Regions from separate parts of the Homo sapiens genome. Here region 2 is linked to region 1. A link is a loop called in an ENCODE intact Hi-C map of the cell type or tissue named here. Cell type or tissue: A673. All regions are shown on one strand. Links, peaks and the distances in the headings refer to the core of each region. The heading gives the core; the rest is flanking DNA.

The links. Hi-C counts contacts between places; a loop is a spot of excess contacts. Peaks named below come from ENCODE experiments on the same cell type or tissue, not always from the same donor. Only the 100,000 strongest peaks of a DNase experiment are listed, where the experiment ranks them.
Region 2: it touches region 1 in a loop (3-fold over the local background); 3 of 110 quality-filtered maps call a loop at or near these places.

Annotation. Positions count from the first base shown.
Region 1 is chr9:77,285,896-77,296,553 of GRCh38, reverse strand. VPS13A (vacuolar protein sorting 13 homolog A) reads right to left here. Exons shown (of 72, transcript NM_033305.3): 32 at 3,046-3,213; 33 at 708-1,012. Among named protein-coding and RNA genes, the nearest start is that of VPS13A-AS1, 110 kb to the right of the region's middle. RefSeq lists a silencer at 4,527-4,821. In A673, for the core only: CTCF peaks have their summits at 4,444 and 4,644 (motif pointing left); a DNase peak (open chromatin) is centred at 4,633.
Region 2 is chr9:77,421,194-77,431,851 of GRCh38, reverse strand. It overlaps GNA14 (G protein subunit alpha 14), which reads left to right. Exons shown (of 7, transcript NM_004297.4): 4 at 403-531; 5 at 2,816-2,945; 6 at 6,137-6,290; 7 at 7,683-8,773. The coding sequence ends at 7,873. VPS13A (vacuolar protein sorting 13 homolog A) reads right to left here. Exons shown (of 72, transcript NM_033305.3): 72 at 10,315-10,658. Among named protein-coding and RNA genes, the nearest start is that of GNA14-AS1, 21 kb to the left of the region's middle. In A673, for the core only: no CTCF peak of the experiment used is centred there; DNase peaks (open chromatin) are centred at 4,441 and 4,931; H3K27me3 peaks cover 811 bases.

The DNA of each region.
Region 1 (10,658 bases), core at 1,593-9,592:
AGAATGGGAGTTAGTTAAGTAAAAAATGAGACAAAAATAAGGTGAAGAGACAAGCAAGAGAATTATATCAAAGAAAAATGACAGAAAGAAGGAAGAGGGCAGTTGAGAAGTATAAATAGAGAAGGATTCAAGTTGGAAAATAGGGCATAAATTCAGAATGGGCAATTAGAAATAGCACAGAAACACAGAGGACACAGTATAAAAGCTCTCGAACTATTTGAACATTTGGTTATCCGCCTAATTCCTAACCCTATGCTTAACGAATACAGGTTAACGAATAAGGTTGTATGCTACTGCATGTTCGTTTAAATTACAGCATCAGAGCCACAGCAACAACCGACAGAGAAGATAAGATGATAATGTATTTGCAAAGTGAATAAACATATTACATTAGAAATTCCTCATTTTTTCCATAGCCATGTAATTTATAATGAACCACAAAAAAGCACAAATATACTTCCTCAGATAATAAATTTTATAGTTTTCCTAATTACCTAAGGAGAAATTTTCAAACACTTTCTAGGTTTTTTAAAATGCAAAGACTATAATTGATTTTGCCAAAATATACTTAAGGAAGAGAGAATCACTAAGTTATGTATAATTAATAAAATAAAATCTCACTGTAAACAGACTACTCAAGACATCAAAGTCTTTAAAAAGTTAGAAAAATATTGCATTCCACACAAATATACTTGTGAAAAGCTTACCTGTATAGTCGCATTTCACTCAGCTTTATTGTTATCAAATCAATAACAGGTGGGGGAGAGCTCTGGCTCTCTGTTATCATATGAAAGGTATTTGTCATTGTAATTAGTCCAAAATCAGCAACAAAAACATTTTCAGAAACTGGAGACTGCGGGATGACCACAACTGGGGCTTTGATGTTAATATCCAGTGCCATTCTGGAACTCCTTTGTGCGAGTTCTTTTACACCAGTAGCAGCCATTCCAGCTGCCTGAACAGTTGCCTCAGCCAAGGCTTGTTTAGCTGCCTGAAAATTATCTATAAAAGCCTGTAAGATAACAGAATTATATTCTTAAGGTTATTAATAAATACGACTTATTAAATATATATTGATATTTATGGTTTTACCTCCATTTAAAAAAAAACTTTTACTTGATACAACCAAGCATTATTTATTCAAAATCTTACTGTCTATATTAAATCTTAATTTTCTGCCACAAAAACTGAGAAACACAAAGACACAGATAAAATAAAAATCTAGTCCTCAGAACAAAGCTAAATGGGATCACTGGAATGTCTTACAGATATCTACTTCCCTTATCTCACTTTCCCTAATGAAAAACAACCCTATTTCTCTATACAACCTCAGTGGACAGAGAGCTTATTTATATTTGTAAGGTAAATAAATAAATAAAATATGTTTAAGAAGTTTCAAAATAATTTTCCAATTTCCAAATTCCAAAAAAAAACTTCAATGACATAAAATATAATTATCTATATTTATACTCTTATACCTAATTTTCATGTTCAAAGAAAAAATTAACATTTTAGTAATTTCTAAGTATAAGTACAAGAGGGCTCAAGTGACATGATTTTTTTGGTTATAAAAATAAATTAGCTACTTAAGAGGCTGAGGTAGTAGGATAACATGGGGCCAGTAGTTCTAGACCAGTTTGGGCAATACAGCGAGATCGTGTCTTAAAAAAAAAATTAAAAATAAAAAATTAGCAGGGCCTGTTGTCCCTACTAATTTAATCTACTTGGGAGGCTGAGATGGGATTTGCTTGTGCCCATGAGTTTGAGGCTGCAGTGAGCTAGGAGCACGCCACTGCACTCCAGTCTGGGCTGCAGAGCAAGAACCCAACTCTAATTTTTTTTAAAAGAGAAGAAATTCAACAAGGAATACTTGTTTATCTTTACATTTTTGTGTACAAAATGATGTTATGGCTTAAAAGATCACAAAACAGCAACATTATATGGAATTAACTTAGAATTTTGAAATAACAAAAGAGGGCTCCACATTCCCAAATACATTCAAATGAACACGCAAATACTTTTCTTGCTTATAAGAATTGCCACACTTGGCCTATTTATTCCACTACAGCCTTAGATTTGATTACCTAGTTCATACACTAAAACACTGAGACAGCATTTTAAAAGAATGAATAGTGATGTTATGGAGATAGGTGTGACACCCACAGGAAAAAATATCAGCTGACAGCAAGGGAAAAACAAAAACCGAAACAAAATGAAACAAGAAAAGCCGAAATAAGAACCGAAATGCCTTAGGGTGGAGTCATATAGGGGTTAAATCTAACTCCTTAAAGTCCCTGATATTCACAGAATGACAATGCAATCGAAAATATGATTTTCTTGGGCCAGACATAATGCCTGTAATCTCAGCGCTTTGGGAGGCCAAAGCAGGAGGATCACTTGAGGCCAGGAGTTCAAGACCAGACTGGGCAACAGAGTAAGACCCCATCTCTATAAAAACTTGAAGAAAAAAAAAATTAGCTTGGTGGTATGTGCATGGTGATATGTGCCTGTAGTCTCAGCTACTCAGGAGGTTGGGGCGGGAGGATCACTTGAATCCAGGAGTTCAAGGTTACAATGAGCTACGATCATGCCACTACACTCCAGCCTGGGTGACAGAGCAAGACCTTGTCTCTAGAAAATTAAAATAACCTTTTCTTAATGATGACTTCAGACCAAAACAAACTTCAATTATATATTCAGTATTTTTAAATTATAGTTGCAAGTCAGGTAAAACGAAGACTTAAGCCAATGACATATAAAACGAAGGTTCTAATTAATATATAACATATTTATGATATATAATGCACATAAACTTAATGTTACTATATGAAATATATATTTCAATTAATTAGAATATTCCTATGTCAAAACGATGTTATATAAATAAGGAACTACACATTTATTATGTATAATAAATGGTACCCAGAAGATTTAAAAAATCAGAAAAAATCTCAAGCAAGGAATTCTTACTAGTCTTCATCCATATTTGACATATAGCAATTTCCAATTAGTATAAAATAAATAATAATTTAATAAAATACTTACCAATATAGAATATAGAAATTTCGTGACAAAAACTACTTCAATGCAACCAACTATTAAATTAACCTGAATGTCAACCACATTCATATCTGTGTATGCAGAACCAGCAGTTGCATCCATGTAAGAAACCATTTTGAAGCTGAAAACTTCTTTTCCAGTGATATAAACAGCCTTAATAAGAGAAAATTTAATTATCACAATCCATTTTTGAAATGATGTATTTTCAGTACAAAAATAAAACAGTAAAAAATAACAAAACATAGTTAGAAAATCTCCCAAGTATTCACAAGCCAAGTACAAATGAGGCAACAATTCTACTGTAACTGGTTTATTGGAACCTACACTACAAACTTTTACAAATTGGTGGTGGCAATTTCCTTTGTGGGTCATAAAATCAAGGTAGTAGGTGTGGCTCCAGCTTTTTTTCTTTTTTTTTTAATGGAGAAGAGGAAATATCTGAATATGCATTTTCATTTTGCAAGTATACTTTCGTAATGAGAGTAACCATGTATTTCTTGATTGACTGACAAAAATTTGAAAAACACTGTATATCTACACCTTACTGAAATCTATTCCTGATTTGAGGTATGTGAATAGATTTTTCTGGATTCTTCAAAGGAGTCTCCTCCTATTGCTATACTTCTGTTCCTTATCAGATTGTAAAGGGCCATCTTAATTGCCAACCAGAAATTACCTACAGTGGTTAAAAATCTCAAGCTCTGCAATAACAGTTAAAAATGGTGGCGACAACAGGAGATGTAAAATGTTAAAAAAAATTTTGGAAGAGGGACAGAGCACTAAGCTCATAACTTTCTCAATTCTCCTAAATGCTAGAAGCAAGCAAGAACAGGGAGCTGAAGAGCCATCAACAAGCAAATCAGTTACAACTACAGAACAAAGAATCCTCCAGAACCAGAGGTATAAGTGACCTCCGAAGGCTGAGGTACAAGACAGGGCTGAAAAGAAGTCTACAGTCCTGCTTCTGCCTAGGGTGCACAAAGCTGGAGTGAGGGCCCCTCCAAACCTTAAGAAAAGGAAAAAAAACCCGATAAACTATGATATCATAACTTTCTTAAAACCATTAGCAATCTGAGGTCACAGGACAACAAAGATCCCTAAAAATCTAAGGACAAACAGGTACCTTCAGGGAGAGAGAGAAAATAAGCACCAGCTCACTTGTGGTAGAGAGGAGAAAGAGATGTCAGATACTATACAATATAGGTAAGAATAATTCAGCTAAAATGATAAAGGATAAGTGTGGACTAATGTGAGATGCAGAATCCCTGAGAGCCACACACGTGAGGAGCTCTTGAGAAAGACGGGAGATGGGTGCAAGTGGGAAACAAGAGAAGGCTTTCCTTGGTATGACCCTGGAAAAGGTGAGGAGCCTCCACTGCAGAAAAGGCCCAAAGCACCACCAAGATTATCAACTACTCAAAACAATAGCCATAAGAAACTAGGGGAAGGGCAGTAAACCTTGTTTCCCTCAGGGCACAGGTGAAGATACAGTATCCTAGGGACAAGAATAAAATAAAACTCTAGGGGAAGAACAAGAACTCTCCTGGGGCCAGATGATTAGAGGTCTCCCTCTGCTGGGGAAGGGAAGGATAGTCAATCCCACATAGGAAATACGAGAGATATCAATCAGATGCCATGAGGAGGAGGGGCAGGATGGCCAAGAATACTCCATTTCTGAGACTCACAGAAACAGCCCTGGCTAGGAGTGAAAATGGACAAGAACACTAACAAGCCTATCCAAACCACCTTGCCTTCTCCCCAAATACATCAAGCTCACAAGCACTAAGAAACAAGCAGCAGGAGCCTCTAACATCTAGGAAAGAGCTAAGAATGTGGAAAGAGAATTTTCTGAGGTACAAGAGTAGAAGAAAGGTCAAAGGCTCAGCACGGAGCAAAATCTGAGCAACACAGCCTCCAGCCACCCTAAGCACAAGGTACAACTAAAGGAAACTGAAGCAGTAATGTAGTGAAGGAAATCGTATTAATCTGGAATTCAAACCAACCTAAGCTCAACCCCCCACCCCAAGCTAATAGCTTAGCAGAAAAGAGGCATCCCCGTTTCCAGACATAAATACTATGATATTTACCTCAGTCTCTATTATGCTATGCATCTGTGGTCCCCAGCCTTTTTGGTAACAGGGAGCTGTTTTGTGGAAGACAATTTTTCCACAAAAGTGGGGCTGGGGGGTTGGAGGGTGGGGAGATGGCTTGGGGATTAAATTGTTCCACTTCAGAGCATCAGGCTTTAGATTCTCACAAGGAGCATGCAACCTAGATCCTGCGTATGCACAGTTCACAATAGGGTTCACCCTACTATGAGAATCTAATGCCCCCACTGATCTGACAGGAGGCGGAGCTCAGGCAATAATGCTCCCTCGCCCACCACTCAACTCCTGCTGTCCGGCCCAGTTCCTAACAGGTCACAGACCGGTACCGTTCTACAGCCCGGGGGTTGGGGACTCCTGCTATGCATGATATGATGTCTGACATTCGATCAATAATTATGAGATGCCCTATAAAAGCAAGGGAAAAAATTCAAGCAAATAATAAAGGAATCAACAGAATCAGACTCATCTATAACATCAATGTTGAAACTAAAATTTTTAATTTTAATTACTATGATTAATATGGTAAAGGCTTCTAGTGGAACATATGCATGAATAGATGGTGAATATTATTATAGCAGAGAAAATGGAAAAAAGAAGAGTCAAAGGGATATATTAAAGATTAAAAAACATGGTAACATAAATGAAAATACCTTCAGTGGGTTTGTCAGTACACTCATCAGAGCCAAGGACAAAATCAGTAGATTTGAAAATAGGTCAAGATAAATTATTTGAATTAAAAGGCACTAAGAAAACAATGGGGAAAAAACTTGAACAGAACATCCAAAGGCTGTGGGACTATAAACAGAAATCCAGCAAGAATTTCAGGAATTCAAGAAGAGGAACAGGGAAAAAGTGGAGGAGGAGAAAACAGGGGAGCCAGGGGGTGGGGGAGAGAAAGGGAGACAGAGGCAAAGAAACTATTTGAAGAAAAAAATGAAAAATATTGAAAGACAGATCCATCCAAGTAGCTCAGAAAAGCCCAAACAGGACAAATATCAAAACACAATTAAACTCATCTAGTCACACCATATATAAATCCTGAAAGCAGTCAAAAAAGATGACCAATTATGTACAGAGGAACAAAAATAAGAAATGTCATAGATTTCTCATCAAAAGTATGTGTAACAAAGAACAATGAAATCACATCTTTTAACAGTTGGAAAGGGGGAAAACACAACCCAGCAAAAATGTCACTCAGAAAAATTAGGGTGAAATAAAGGTTTTTCCCAGCTCCCTTCTCATCTATACCCAAAAAACTGAGAGAAGTCATTACTGGCAGACCTGCATTATAAAAAATGAGAAAGTGCCAGATGCGGTGGCTCACGCCTGTAATCCCAGCACTCTGGGGGGCCTAGGTGGGTGAATCACCTGAGGTCAAAGAGTTCAAGACCAGCCTGGCCAACATGGTGAAACCCCATCTCTACTAAAAATACAAAAATTAGCCAGGTGTGGTGGCACACATCTGTAATCTCAGCTATTTGGGAGGCTGAGGCAGAAGAATCACTTGAACCCCGGAGGCAGAGGTTGCAGTGAGCTGAGATTGCACCACTGCACTCCAGCCTGGGCGACAGAGCAAGACTCTGTCTCAAAAAAAAAAAAAAGAAATGAGAAAGTATTTCAGAGAGAAATACAAACAATAGACAGAAACTACATGAAGTAGTTACAGAAAGAGTTGCAATGAAGAAAAATATAAAACATCTTTAGAAAACTAATTGCTCCAAAGAAAACTGACTAAACCAAATTCAATAGGTACACATTGTGAGTTTTCAACATGCACCAAAGTAAAGCAAATTATGATGATACCAAGAAAGATAGGAAATGGGAATTGGAAGCATGGTATTGTAAGATTCTTACACTATATGTACAACAATAAAATATTATTGGAAGATAGACTATGATTAAAGATATATACATTGTAAACCCTAGAGAAACCATAAAATAAATGATAATTAATCAAAAATCAGGCCAAAAGGAGGAATACAATAGGATAAACAAAATTAGAGAACAGAAAACAATTAGAGATATCAGATTACAATCCAATCATATCAATAATTAGTTTTATAAAATAGTCTAAACACAAATTAAAAGCCAAGAGATTGTCAGATTAGATAAAAAAGAAAGATCTAAATATACACTGACTGTAAGAAACCCATTTTAAGCCAGATGTGGTGGCATGCACATATAATCCCAGCTACTTACTACTTAGGCTGAGGCGAGCTTAAACACAGGAGTTCAAGACCACCCTGGGCAACACAGTGAGACTTTGCATCAAAAAACAGAAACCCACTTTAAACAAGAAAACATCCATTAAAAGCTAAAGGACAGAAAAAGATAGACCATTCAAACCTAACCGAAGAAACCTGGAATGGCTATATTACTACCAAAGTAGACTTCAGAACAAGCACAGTTACCACAGATAAAAAGACACATCACATAATCACAAAAGGGGCATAAAATTCATACACATTTATATGTACCTAACAAGAGATCTCCAAAACATACAAAGCAAAAAACTTAAAGAACTGAAAGGAGAAACAGGCAAATCAATGGTTATAATCAGAGGCTTCAACACAACCAGTAAACAGAAAATCAGTAGCCTGAATAATTCTATCCACCAACCTACTTGCCCAAATGGAACATTCAACCCAGCAAAACACATATTAATTTCAAGTACACTTGAAACATTCACCAAGATTAATCATATATGTTCTGGGCCATAAAACAAACATCAACAAATTTAAACGAACTGAAACGGTTTCTCCCCTGACCATAATGAATTTAAACTAGAAATCAGTAACAGAAAGGGATCTGAAAATCTCAAAATATTTAGAAGTTAAATAACATATTTCTAAATAAACAATGGGTAAAAGAAAGTCAGAAGAGAAATTAGAAAATACTTTGAATTGAATGAAAATAAAAATATGACATATCAAAACTTACAGGAAGCAGCTAAAGCAGTGCTTAAAGGAAAATTTATAGCAGCAAATGCTTACAACAGAAAGACATTCTCAAATCAATAATTTAAACTTCCACCTTAAGAAGAGCATATTAAATCCAAAGCAGGCAGAAGGAAGGAATCTTAAAAGAGCATAAATAAATAAAATTAAAAACAGAGAACATTCAATTGAAACAAATGCCAGTTCTTTCAAAGTATCAATAAAATCGATACATCGTTAACCAGGCTGATCAAGACATAAAAAGACAAAAATTATAATCTCACATGCTAAGAAAAAAAAACGTGAAAGACTACATAACTGCATGATTCCATTTATTTGATACTTTGGAAACTGCAAAACTACAGGAACGAAAAACAGTGCAGTGATTCTAAGGTGCTAGGATGGGGAGAAGGGCTAACCTCAAAGGGCAGTAGTGAATATTTAGGGTTGACAGACCCATTGTATATGCTGAAGGTAAGTTACACAACAGTATATGTTCGTCAAAACTCACAGAATTATAACTAAAAGAGGTAAGTTTTACTATAGGTAAATTGTCTCAATAAATCTTACTTTAAAAAGTAAAAACTAAACCAAAACAGAAACTAATAAATAATTCTACCCAAAGGTTACTGAGGGCCCTAAAACCTCCCAGAATATAGCAAGCACCTTCCTGCTACAAGGCTTTTATAGTTGCTCTTTCCTCCACCTGGAAAGCTCTTTCAACAGGGCTCAAATCCACAGCTCAGATTTCTGTCAAATGTTTCTACTGTAAAAAAGCATTTCTTGATAATCCTAATACGCCACGTGAATTATTACCTGTCACATTACCCTGCTTTCTTGGTTTTCAAAGCACATATCACTCTCTAATATTGTTTTATATTACTGATTAACTACTATTTATTCCACGTGGAGAAGGGCTTTTTATCTTTTGCTGACTATAGTATCTCAAATAGGCCAGGCGCTGTGGCTCAGCTCATGTCTGTAATCACAGCACTTTGGGAGACCGAGGCAGGTAGATCGCCTGAGCTCAGGAGTTTGAGGGCAGCCTGAGCAAAATGTTGAAACCCCATCTCTACAAAAATCAGCTGGGCCTGGTGGCACACACCTGCAGTCCTAGCTACTCAGGAGGCTGAGGTGGGAGGATCACCTGGGCCAGGGAAGGTCGAGGCTGCAGTGAGCTGTGATTGTGTGATTGGAGACAGAGAGAGAGAGAGAGAGAGAGAGAATTTTATGTATATATAAAATATATTATTATATAATATATATAATTAGTTTTTTCTTAATTTATTTACCAGTATTTATACATATATAATTTACATATATATTAATGTATAAATTGTATCTATATAATTATATAAATACTGGTAAATTAGTTTAGAATAAACCGAATAGCCTCTGCATGTCACATGAGTAGGACTATATGACTGTTCCTCTCCGAGTTCAACAGAACAGATTTGCTCGACAGAGTTTAGAGCAGAAAGGCTGTGGTCTAGGAGACTTCAGGTACAGAAAGACGGTTAATAAAACACCATGTTAAAAAGTGGTTATTTTAAGCAAAAATCTATAAACTAAATGATGAGGCCTCCACTTCTTTCAACCAATTGGCTTCTGGAATGTAGGCTGCCAGGCTTATACTTAATAGTATTTTTCTCAACGGAAACTAACTAGCCTAAGAACAAGAGATACTCTCAATCTGAGAACCCATAAAATTGCTAGACCAGTTCCTGACCATCAACTGTGATGTCTACCTGTCCAAAGTCCCTACATAAAGCTTCAAATTAGCTCTGAATGTCTGGGGAAAATGGCAAAGTTCTTAGAAGCGAAAGAAAGTCAAACTGTCATCAGAACTGTCAACACCAATACTAGGCCATAAGACATGGAGTAATATGTTTTAAGATCATCTAGAAAAGAAAATTCAAGGCAAGAATTTAAAATCCAGTCAAACTACCCTGCAAATATAAATAAGGATTATTGTTCCTATGAGCCCTGCCTAAGAAATCTACTGGAGAATAAACTTTTGAAAAGCCAAAATGATTGGTGATACCAGCATAAAGACTGGTGAACTCTCCCATTTAATAAATGAAGAAACGTCCCTACTGCCTCCAGACTTCCTGTCAGCCTCCCTGGTGGGCACCCCTCGAGGGTGTTTTGTTGTGTTGCCTCCCCGATGTCCCATCTGACCAACATGCCTGCAAGCTAGAAAGTGGCTATTTTGGCTTATGGCCACTCTCCAGACACAGACTTCAAGACCAAATTACAGGAAATAACAACAAATAGCTTCTAACATAAAAAAAAGAAAATATTCCAAGACAGTGCAAAACAGAAAAGAAAAAAAAGACAGCTACACACTATGTGCCTCCTATGAAAACACACACTACCAACTATGAAGTATCTTGCCAACCCCTACTCCCAAACCCTGAATCTCACTGTGCCCTGAGATTTAAATACCGATTTAAGGAAACACAGGATACAGTAACATGTTAAATAGCATGAAAACATAATCAGCAAGATACAGGCTATGGAAAATTGTACAGAATAAATAAGATAGCAACAA
Region 2 (10,658 bases), core at 1,341-9,340, 140 kb before region 1:
GCTCTTGGACAAGGGTGAGTGGGAGGGAGAAGGGGCTCTGGAGGGAGGATGACAGATGGGGTGTTGGAGAGAGCCATTTCCAACATCCTGGTCCTTCCAGCCCCACTGTCTCCCTCGCTGGTCAAATAGAAGCGATAGAGCTTAGAACCCAGGAGGAAGAGACGGAGTGCTCTGCAGATGTCCCAGAAGGCGCATGGAAGTCCTTCTGACCCATATTGTCTTCAAAACAGTCGTAGGAAGGATGGAGAAGCCTGGCCTGGCACTGGCTCTCAGGAAAGTCATTGATGGAATTCGTGTGTCTGTGTGGGGCTCACTGTGAGTGGGGGGTGACTTCCTTTGAGTAGGATGGACATTTCCCCCTGCTCTAAAAGGAGAGTCAGTTCCTCGTTCTCTAATATACAGTTACCTGACTGACATTGACCGCATCGCCACACCATCATTCGTGCCTACCCAACAAGATGTGCTTCGCGTCCGAGTGCCCACCACCGGCATCATTGAGTATCCATTTGACTTGGAAAACATCATCTTTCGGTAAGTCTGTCTCCCTGATGTACCATGAAGAATCTGCCCAGGCTTGGAAGTCCCCAGGTGGATTCTTAAACGTGTTATTCCTAAGCAGGGATTATATCTCTTAGGACAGAGTGACCCTCTCTGCCAAGGGTATTTAGAATTGTGGTAGGTAGGTCTCAACCCTGGAATGGAGAGGAAGTCACCTTCCTGTTACCCTTGGAGAAAAAGGGTTTCCTTACTGGAAACTGGAATGATTCTTATGTGTAACACACACTCATACACACACACACACACACACACACACACACACACACACAAATGTATACTTCTGTATCCCACAAATTGAATGTAGTGATTATCGATGTCTTTTCCTTAAAGATGAATCATATTTCCTTTCTCCTCTATTTCCTTCTCCAAGATTTATCCTTAGAAAATTAAGGATACAAAAAATGTGTATGAAAACTGTGAAGAATAATATGTACAAACTAACAGCTGTGTAAAAATGTATGCATTTCCACTTACAAATATAGGAAATACTTTTAGGATGACTTAGTGAATCTTCACTGCATTTAGTTATGGTAAAAAATGAATAATAATATAGGGCATATATGTAGCACTGCACATTTCAAAGCACTTTTATATCCACTGTTTCCCTTGTTCCTCCTAACAATTATCACACACGATTTTCTAGTTGAGACAACACATCAGTCCTCCCACATCCGGGTCCTGTCTGATCCCCAGTTATAGCTCAGTGCTTCTCTCTCCAGAATTGCTGTGTTTGGGAAGCCCTCAGGTCCAGCCCCTCAAACATGTCCCCCATCTATATTAGCATATCCCTGATTTTAATAGTAGCCCTCTGTGCCTGTGTGCCCATGAATTTCTCTAAACCTTTTCACAATTAACTGCTTTTTGCAATGTCCAAAACCTCTCAGACTCCCAAGGATTTTGTTTATTCGTTTTGTTTTAAAAAATACTTTTATTTCTTCTAAGTTTATCCTTCTTGGACTGCGATGAATGGGTTTTGCATTACTTTCTAGAGGCTGGTGAATGGGTTTAACATCATCCACCAGTGAAATCTATTACTTTACAACTCAGAGCACCTCTCCCAGTGGGATATTTCTGGCTGAAAAATTCCGATCTTTGAAATTGAGGCTTTTATAGAATGGCTTCTTCAAGCTCAACCTTTTGACAATTGCAATGTCCTGTTTCAAGATCGGTTCCCTGCTGTGATAGCCAGCCATGAACATGTCATTGTGGGAGTGGCTGCACCTCCAGGACATGGTTCAAGAACAGTATTGAATTTTTCATTTTCCTTCCTGCACTTTTCCAGACAACAGTTCTGGGTGGTTGGCCTGTGGACCACCTAACCACAATGACCCAGTGCCTTCAGGGACTGGTGTGTGTGTGTGGTGGGGTGGTGATGTAGGGGTGGGTGGGGGTTACTTGGCAGCTGTATCTGGTCCATTATGTATTTTCTTTGGCTCACTTGGTGTTACTAAAAAAACGTTTGAGCTAACACATTGGATACCTTGTTTCTCCTGAAAAGGCAGAGACTGTGGTCATGGCAAGCCTGCGTCTTGTTCTGCAGAGCTTGGCTGCAGGTACGCGGCAGGCTTCCCTGTAGACAGGGCCCCCGGCTGTTGTGCCATGTATGTTTTGTACTTTGGGGAGCCCACTTGGCTCATTCCCATAAACTGCCTGATTCTTGTAGCATTTGAGCTCATGATCCCTGGGCTAGGAGTTGCTGAAATTTTTCCCAAAGACACAGATATAGAGGCTTTGGATTTCTGTACTGGACAGAGGACACTTGTAGGTTTTTATAGGGAACAAGAGGTGGCATCCAGGGAATGCAGAAAGGATTTACAGGTAAGTTAGAGGAGCCACAAAAACAGAATAGGCTCGGGTCCTGAAGCCAGCCTGGGAGACCCGGAAGACAGCTGGCCGCTGCGTCCCTCTTGAGTCTGGTATCCAGGGACTCTACAGTGGTTGTCACAGAACCCAAGTGAACGTTTGCGTTTTCTGTCTGGACACTGGTTAGCTTCCTAACCGGCAGGCTCCCTGAGTCACCTCTGCATGTCTTCAGAAATGTCATTTACATTCTCTCCCTTCTTTGCTAGGAAACATCCAGTGGTCCCTCATTGCTTAAAGCAGCAGCATCAAACATTTTAAAACTTAGAACCTCTTTTCTCTCTTAGAAATTACTGAGGACTCCAAGAGCACTGGTTTCCATGCTATAATTCATGTCCTTTTTCCCCGAAGTGTCATGTATTCCAACCTTTGAAGGATCTGTGTTTCTACACAACAGGATGGTGGATGTTGGTGGCCAACGATCGGAAAGACGGAAGTGGATTCACTGCTTTGAGAGTGTCACCTCCATTATTTTCTTGGTTGCTCTGAGTGAATATGACCAGGTCCTGGCTGAGTGTGACAACGAGGTATGCTGGGCGGGAAGTTTGGGTAGCTGTGGAAGCCAGAGCCTATTCTGTGGTTTCTAAGAAGGCAGCCGGGTCAGGAAATAGACCCTCGTCATTAGGTCAAACAGTCTTGCTACTCAAAGTGTGACCTGTGGACCAGCAGCACAGGCATCACCTGCATGGCTTGTTAGAAATGCAGTCTTACTGAATCAACCCCGACCAACTACATCAGCATCTGCATTTTAACAAGAACCCAGGTAATTCAAATACATATGAAAGGCTGAGAATCACGGGCCTGGAACCTGGGTTCTAAACTTGAATGCACACTGGAGTTTGCTGAGGGACTTAACAAAAACCTGGTGCCTGAGTCCAACCCCAGAGATTCTGAATGAATTGGTGGTGAATGGGGCCTGAGTGGGGGGATTTTTAAAAAGCACCCCAGGTGAATCCACTGTGCTGCTAAGGTCGGAACCTATTCAAAAGCCTAGGTTCTCATCCTTGGTGGCACAGTGGAATCTCTTGGCGAGGTTTTTAAAAATGCCATCTCTTGGCTGGGCACGGTGGCTCACGCCTGTAATCCCAGCACTTTGGGAGGCCGAGGCAGGTGGATCACGAGGTCAGGAGATCGAGACCATCCTGGCTAACGTGGTGAAACCCCGTCTCTACTAAAAAATACAAAAAATTAGCCGGGCGTGGTGGTGGGCGCCTGTAGTCCCAGCTATTCAGGAGGCTGAGGCAGGAGAATGGCGTGAACCCGGGAGGCGGAGCTTGCAGTGAGCCGAGATCGCACCACTGCACTCCAGCCTGGGCAACAGAGCGAGACTCCATCTCAAAAAAAAAAAAAGAAAAAAAAAAAGAAAAAATGCCATCTCTTGGACTGAACACTAAAAATTCATATTTACTGGGTTTAGGTTGAGGCTTCTTTTGAGAGCCCACCAGGGATTCTACTGCACAACCAATGCCGAGCAGCACTATCTCTAAAACACTTTACCTGGGCACAGGCTTCCTAACCTCCATAGGCCCATGGTGCTCCCAAATTAGATCCCTAGTGGAACTGGGGTGGGCAGTGGTGCTAGATGCTTGGAGCTGTTCTGGGGCTGTCTGGGATTGCATCTGCCTTCACGTCTCCTGGGAGGGACTCCCTCAGGGCAGCTGGGATGGATCCAGCCTGGTCAGGCATGCGTTGTCCCCTCAGAGTGGCCATAGCACTGGCTGCTTCCAATTCCATCAGTGGGAGCTGCCCTGAGAGTGAAGAGGACCCTCACAGCCACTTCTCTGTCAGGTTGGGGACAGTATCGGTGGAACACTCATGTCCTCCTCGTCATCTTTTCCCCTGAACTTGCATTAAGACCTCTTGACCTTTTAAAAAATGTCTTTTGTTTCCAAGGCGTGAAAGTAAATCAATAAAGGACTCAGTCCAGGATTAGGCAATAACTGAACAAATTGTATCTTGTATTTCTTGAGAGCACACTTTTCTCTGAGGAGCATAGCTTATATTACCTAATTAGTGGAGGATTAACCCATTTAATTGTGTCATTGTGCAAAGAACGGAAATGCTGGCTGTCGCCCAGCCCTCTCAGTTGGAGATTTTTTTTTTTTTTTTAAAGGCAAGACATTCAGTTATCAATATAAAAAAAATAGCTGCAAATTTGTTTCAGGAATTATTTGTGACGTTCCTCAGGAAACTCAAACGATTAGTAAGGTGCACAAGGGACCAGTATCTCAGCCCAAAGTGCTTAGAAATTAAACATTTTCTCTTCTAAAAATCACAAAATATTTGGAGAAAAATTAAGTGGTTGCCACTCCAGACTTTCCCCTCCTGGTTGTAGATATGTATTATATCCACTCTGTATACTGTCTGGGAAGTTTTCATATATTTTATTTCCTTGGAGATCATTATCATTCAGATCATAATAATTTTAAAGCTTTAATACATTCCAGATCGTAATTCCCCCAATGCGTACTGAGTGGCAGAACAAACCTGGGTGTCTGGAAGTTGTGGGGAAAGAGTGATTTATGGCGTGTCCCTCTTGAGTGTGTGTGCTGAGCTTGGATGTTTTTCACTGTGATCCCTTCCCTCCCTACAGGGAAGTTCTTGTTTCTTTCCTCTTAGAAATACTTGAGAAAGAGCAGAATGCTATCTAGAACAATTATTGTCACAGATAAGATTTGTTTGTGCCCTGTCTGTTCTCAGTAAATTAGGAGCATTTAATATCTTCTTGCCAATGTCTAACATTTAGAAATTATCACTGTCTTTCTACACAACCTTCCCCAGGTCCCACTATTACATGGGCTTGGGAAAGTTATTTGAATGTTCTAAACAAGGCCAGGCGCGGTGGCTCATGCCTGTAATCCCAGCACTTTGGGAGGCCGAGGCGGGCGGATCGCGAGGTCAGGAGATTGAGACCATCCTGGCTAACACGGTGAAACCCCGTCTCTATTAAAAATACAAAAAATTAGCCGGGTGTGGTGGTATGCACCTGTGGTCCCAGCCACTCGGGAGGCTGAGGCAGGAGAATCACTTGAATGCAGGAGCTGGAGGTTGTAGTGAGCCGAGATCGCGCCACTGTACTCCAGCCTGGGCGACACAGCGAGACTCCATCTCAGAAAGGAAAAAAAAAAAAGTTCTGAACAACAGTATGGTCACCCATCAAACGGGCCACTGCTCTGCTTGTAAAGTGTGGCACAGGGTGGGTTCCCAGTAGCAGTGCGTCCTGTCTCTGCCAACTTCTAGCATTCCTAGGGCCAGTGGCCTTGCTGGAAGAGCCTTGTCACTTGACTGCTGAGGCCCAGTCTGGAAGCCCATAACCAACTGAGGTGGCCGTGTCAGGTCTGAAGCTGGCACTTCCCCACTTAGTAATCCCAACGATCACATGACACAGGAAACTTGTGAAACGTGGGTAGGAACCTTCCTTTTCCAAGCTGCACCAAAGCCTTTCTTACTTCGTTCCATGTGAGTTTTGGGCTGGAGAAGAGCTGGGATGCTACAGGAGAGGGGACCCAGAAGGGGATGGTTAGTAAGAGGCTTGGGGAGGGGCAAACAGAAGCAGGAGGCCTGTAGCCTGGGGCCCCACATGCTCACCAGCTTCAGCAGACAGTGGCCCAGAGACTGCGGCGGGGCAAGGGAAGAGATGGATGGACTGGCAATGCGCCATGTTGTTTCCAAAATATTTCCTTTCTACTTCATCCCAAGTCCCTTGTTTTTCACTTAGAATCGCATGGAAGAGAGCAAAGCCTTATTTAAAACCATCATCACCTACCCCTGGTTTCTGAATTCGTCTGTGATTTTATTCTTGAACAAGAAGGATCTTTTGGAAGAGAAAATCATGTACTCTCATCTAATTAGCTATTTCCCAGAATACACAGGTAAGTGTCTATCTTGTGGACAGTGTTTTCTGTGCTGATCTCGTCCACCTCCCGGGCATCAGTCTAGAGTTATCACGGCTCAAAGGGGCCTCCCTGGTCTGCCTGCAATAGCCTCTCCCCCTATTCCCACCTTCAAACAGAAGCTCTAGTTGCACCATTGTTGTGTTTTCACCACAGCACCTCCACATGTGCTTCCCTCAGTGCTTGGAATACCCTTACCAACTCCTTTCGCTGCCTCCATGTTGTTCTCCAAAACCCAGCAAAGGCCTCCCCTTCTCTGGGAGCCTTTCTGGCTTCCCCTGCCCATCTGGTCTGCAGGAAGGGTGCCTCCTCCTTTCTGCTCCCTCAGCAGCCTAACCCCTGCTTGCTCTCTTGGCCACATCATGCTATGTCATATCCTCTGCTCACTCAGCTCTCTTCCCAGTCGGCTCCATGAGGGTAGAGACTCTGCTTGATTTATCTGTGCATTCCTCATGCCAGTCAGAGCACCTGGTGCTTCTTATGTGTATGTTAGAGTGTGGCATCCCTTTTCCCAGACACATGGTGGACTCACATAACCTGTCCAAGGTAGGAGAGTCTCATGCCCTGTTGCTAATTGTTTCTGGTACAGGAGGTCTCAAACCTTAAGTTTGACACTGATATTTAGTGGATTCATGTTTTAGCACTCTTCTTTCCCCTTTTACTAACCATACTGGCTGTGTAGTGTAGCACCCTCGAGCTTTAAAATCAGCCTGATGTTAGTTCCCACATTCTTCCTTTTATCTCTCCTAGACCAGAGCTGTCTGTCCATATGTGTTAGCCAGGATTACTTCTCTTCAATAGTGGTCCAAATCAGACAAATTGGGTCACTATGTTTAAACAAATCACTGTAAAGTACAATTTTTAGATACCAGAGGACATTTTAAAATATGACTATTTTATGGGTTCATGATGAGATACCATAAAAATAATGCTCCAGGTAAACCGTTCCCTGGAAATAAAGATGGATCAAAGCAGGATCTCAAATAAGAACAAGAATACATTAAAAAATGGTTCTTGGGGCCAGGCACGGTGGCTCACGCCTGTAATCCCAGCACTTTGGGAGGCCAAGGCAGGTGGATCACCTAAGGTCAGGAGTTCGAGACCAGTCTGGCCAACATGGTAAAACCCCGTTTCTACTAAAAATACAAAAATTAGCTGTGTGTGGTGGTACGCATCTGTAATCCCAGCTACTTGGGAGGCTGAGGCAGGAGAATTGCTTGAACCCCAGAAGCAGAGGTTGCAGTGAGCTGAGACCGTGCCACTGCACTCCAGCCTGGGCTACAGAGCGAGACTCTGTCTCAAAAAAAAGGTTCTTGGGAGGACATGGTGTTAAGTCTGTGTCTTTATTCCTGTAATTGCACTTGTGACTAGGACCGAAACAGGATGTCAGAGCTGCCAGAGACTTTATCCTGAAGCTTTACCAAGATCAGAATCCTGACAAAGAGAAAGTCATCTACTCTCACTTCACATGTGCTACAGATACAGACAATATTCGCTTTGTGTTTGCTGCTGTCAAAGACACAATTCTACAGCTAAACCTAAGGGAATTCAACCTTGTCTAAAAGCTGCTGCCCACTCCTCCCCTATAACAGAAGATGTGATTTGCAAACTCCTTGTTTTATTTGCAAGTGCTTCTGACATCACCAGAGCCAGCCCCATGCCAGGAACTAAGGATGTCATGTAGATCGTGGGGACAGAGATGGGTGATGGAACTTGGAAGATATTTGAGTTTACCAACATACTTTAAAAGTCCTTACATCCCAAATTGTGTTTATAATTATTTTCTTGACTTTTGGCTATAAGATTTTGTGTAATTTTTGAATTTGGTGTTTTCTAGAATTTTTAAAAGCCACTTTGATTTAGTTTTAAATATGTTTAAAAATAGCGATTAAAATTATGTAAGCAAGGAGCCTGTTAGTTTATAGATCATGCCTTCAAACCTCTAGAGTTAATTTGGGTGACTTTTTTAAAAATAAGAATGTTAATGGGTTTGAAGCTTTTTATTAAACCTTGTAATTTAGAGACATTTTTAATTGTGTTTCTCACCTCATGCTGAAGGGTGACTCCTTTAACATGCCACCAAAGATTTTTTTTAAACACTTGGTTCTTTTTGTGTGTTAACTTTCTAAGCCAAATTAATGGATATATAAGTATATCTAATTTAGCTTTGCCACAGTTTGATCACCAAGAAGCCAAAGCTGACATAGAGTAAATGGGCTCTAGATAGCATATATGTTTTATTGGTGAAAAATGTGTGTGTGTGCACGTGTGTGTGTGTGTACATTTTTACCCCCAATGTATATGACCAGATCTTAAAAATGTATGAAATGGCTAGAAGTCCACATTGTTTGACAAATGTTACGTAACCCTGCCAAAGTTCTGATGGCCACCACAGATTTGCTGTTTGAATTATGTATGCTGTGCCTTTCTGAGGAGGCTAAGAATATACCATTCTGCTATTAGCACTGGGTTATGTTGTGTTTCTTAGAGCTCATGGTTGACTGATGGTTCTGCTCCTAAACAGAAAAATGCTGTGGCCTTAATAGTAACTCGGAAACTTTCCTAAGATTCCTCCTTTCAAGGCAAGTCTGCGCATCATCGTGTCATGCTGCAGTTCCCTCAGTAGCTGGCTGGGTCAAGCAGAAGGAGAATCCTCTGGGAATTAAGAGTGCTCCACACTAAAGGCCAAGATGGTTTTGTGCATGTGTGCACACATGTGTGTGCACACACACATACACCATTTGGGGACGTAAGGTATGAAATATCTGTCTCAAATCAGTCTATAAAATGCACCTCGGTTGGCTACATATGTTATGGAACCATGTGTCCCCATTCTGTGGGAACAATTCCAATTGCTGAAAAAGACTGAAATTATTCTGATATGCAGCAATTCTACAATAGCAACATCTAGCTTTAAAAATATGAATCCTCACTCAAGAGATAAATGCAATAGCAACAGCTTTTGTGGAAGTTCACAAATTGATGTTAAAATTTATCTAGAACAGTAAAGTCCAGAAATAGCCGAGACAGTTTTGCGTGAGAACAGAGAGAGGGGAATGGAGCTCTTTAGGATATCTAGAAGCACAAAGAAAATACAAGACAATTCCCCTCCCCACCAACGATGGGCTAAAGGCTATGGACTGGGTTTCACTAGCCAATTAACATAAAAAGGGTTCAACAGAATCCAGTCATCTGGGAAATTAAACCATGAAGAATTCCATTTCTTATTTTAAGCACTTTCTTGCATTGAGTTTTTGTTAATTTATAGTTGGCTGACTACTTAAAGCATATAAGAAAATGATGGCTTTCCATATCCTGGTTGTGGGAGGGCTGTTAAATAAGTCATTCAAAGGGTGGTAACAATATTTTCTTAAGGCATGGAAAGGCTAGACTCTCAATGTCAGAGGTGAATTAATTACCTCTGCCAATACTGATTCTGCTGGTAGAAAATTCTCTCCTGGCCCTTCATTCAATATTCTCATTACTTACTGGGGAAATGAGTCATGCGGAGTTTTCTAAGGTTAAGAGACAGAATGTCGGTGGTTAAGAATTCACTAGGTCGAGACAATCCTGGCCAACATGGTGAAACCCCATCTCTACTAAAAAAAAAAAAATACAAAAATTAGCTGGGCGTGGTGGCACACACCTGTAGTCCCAGCGACTCGGGAGGCTGAGGCAGGAAGATCACTTGAACCTGGGAGGTGAACGTTGCAGTGAGCCGAGATCGTGCCACTGCACTGCAGCCTGGTGACAGAGCAATACTGTCTGTCTCAAAAAAAAAAAAAAAAAGAGAATTTACTAGGTACTATACCACCCCAAGCTTTTAGTCAGCAATGATCATGCTGGGCTGGAATGTCGCCTGCTTTGACTGAAAAATCAGGACCTTGGGCAATCTGTTATTCACATTTGTTTCAGCCCCAAAGAGGGTGGAATTTATATAGGCAAGGGAAGGGTATTAATAATGTTTCTAGTTCTATCAAAAAACTAAAAACAGAAGCAGACCAAAGATCAGAAATCTTTATTTGACAAAGGTATACATGGTGAAAATGGGCAGTCATCTTACCATGCAATCCAAATCTACCAATACCAAGAAATGCTTATTGTTAAGAAAAAAAATCATTAGTGAGCATGGCCAACCAATTTTTAGAGAGAGGAATAAAAGAATAAGATTAGTTTCAAAAGGAAGAACTTCACTGTAAATATCTGTGTTTATAAATTATCTTAGAATACACAAAACCAAGGCAGAGGCTGTGTAACAGGCAACTGAGCCAAGCACACATAAAAGAGGGATGAGGAACAGAAAAGTGTAGGAAATCCTGCAGCGATGCAGAAATAGATATTTTTAAA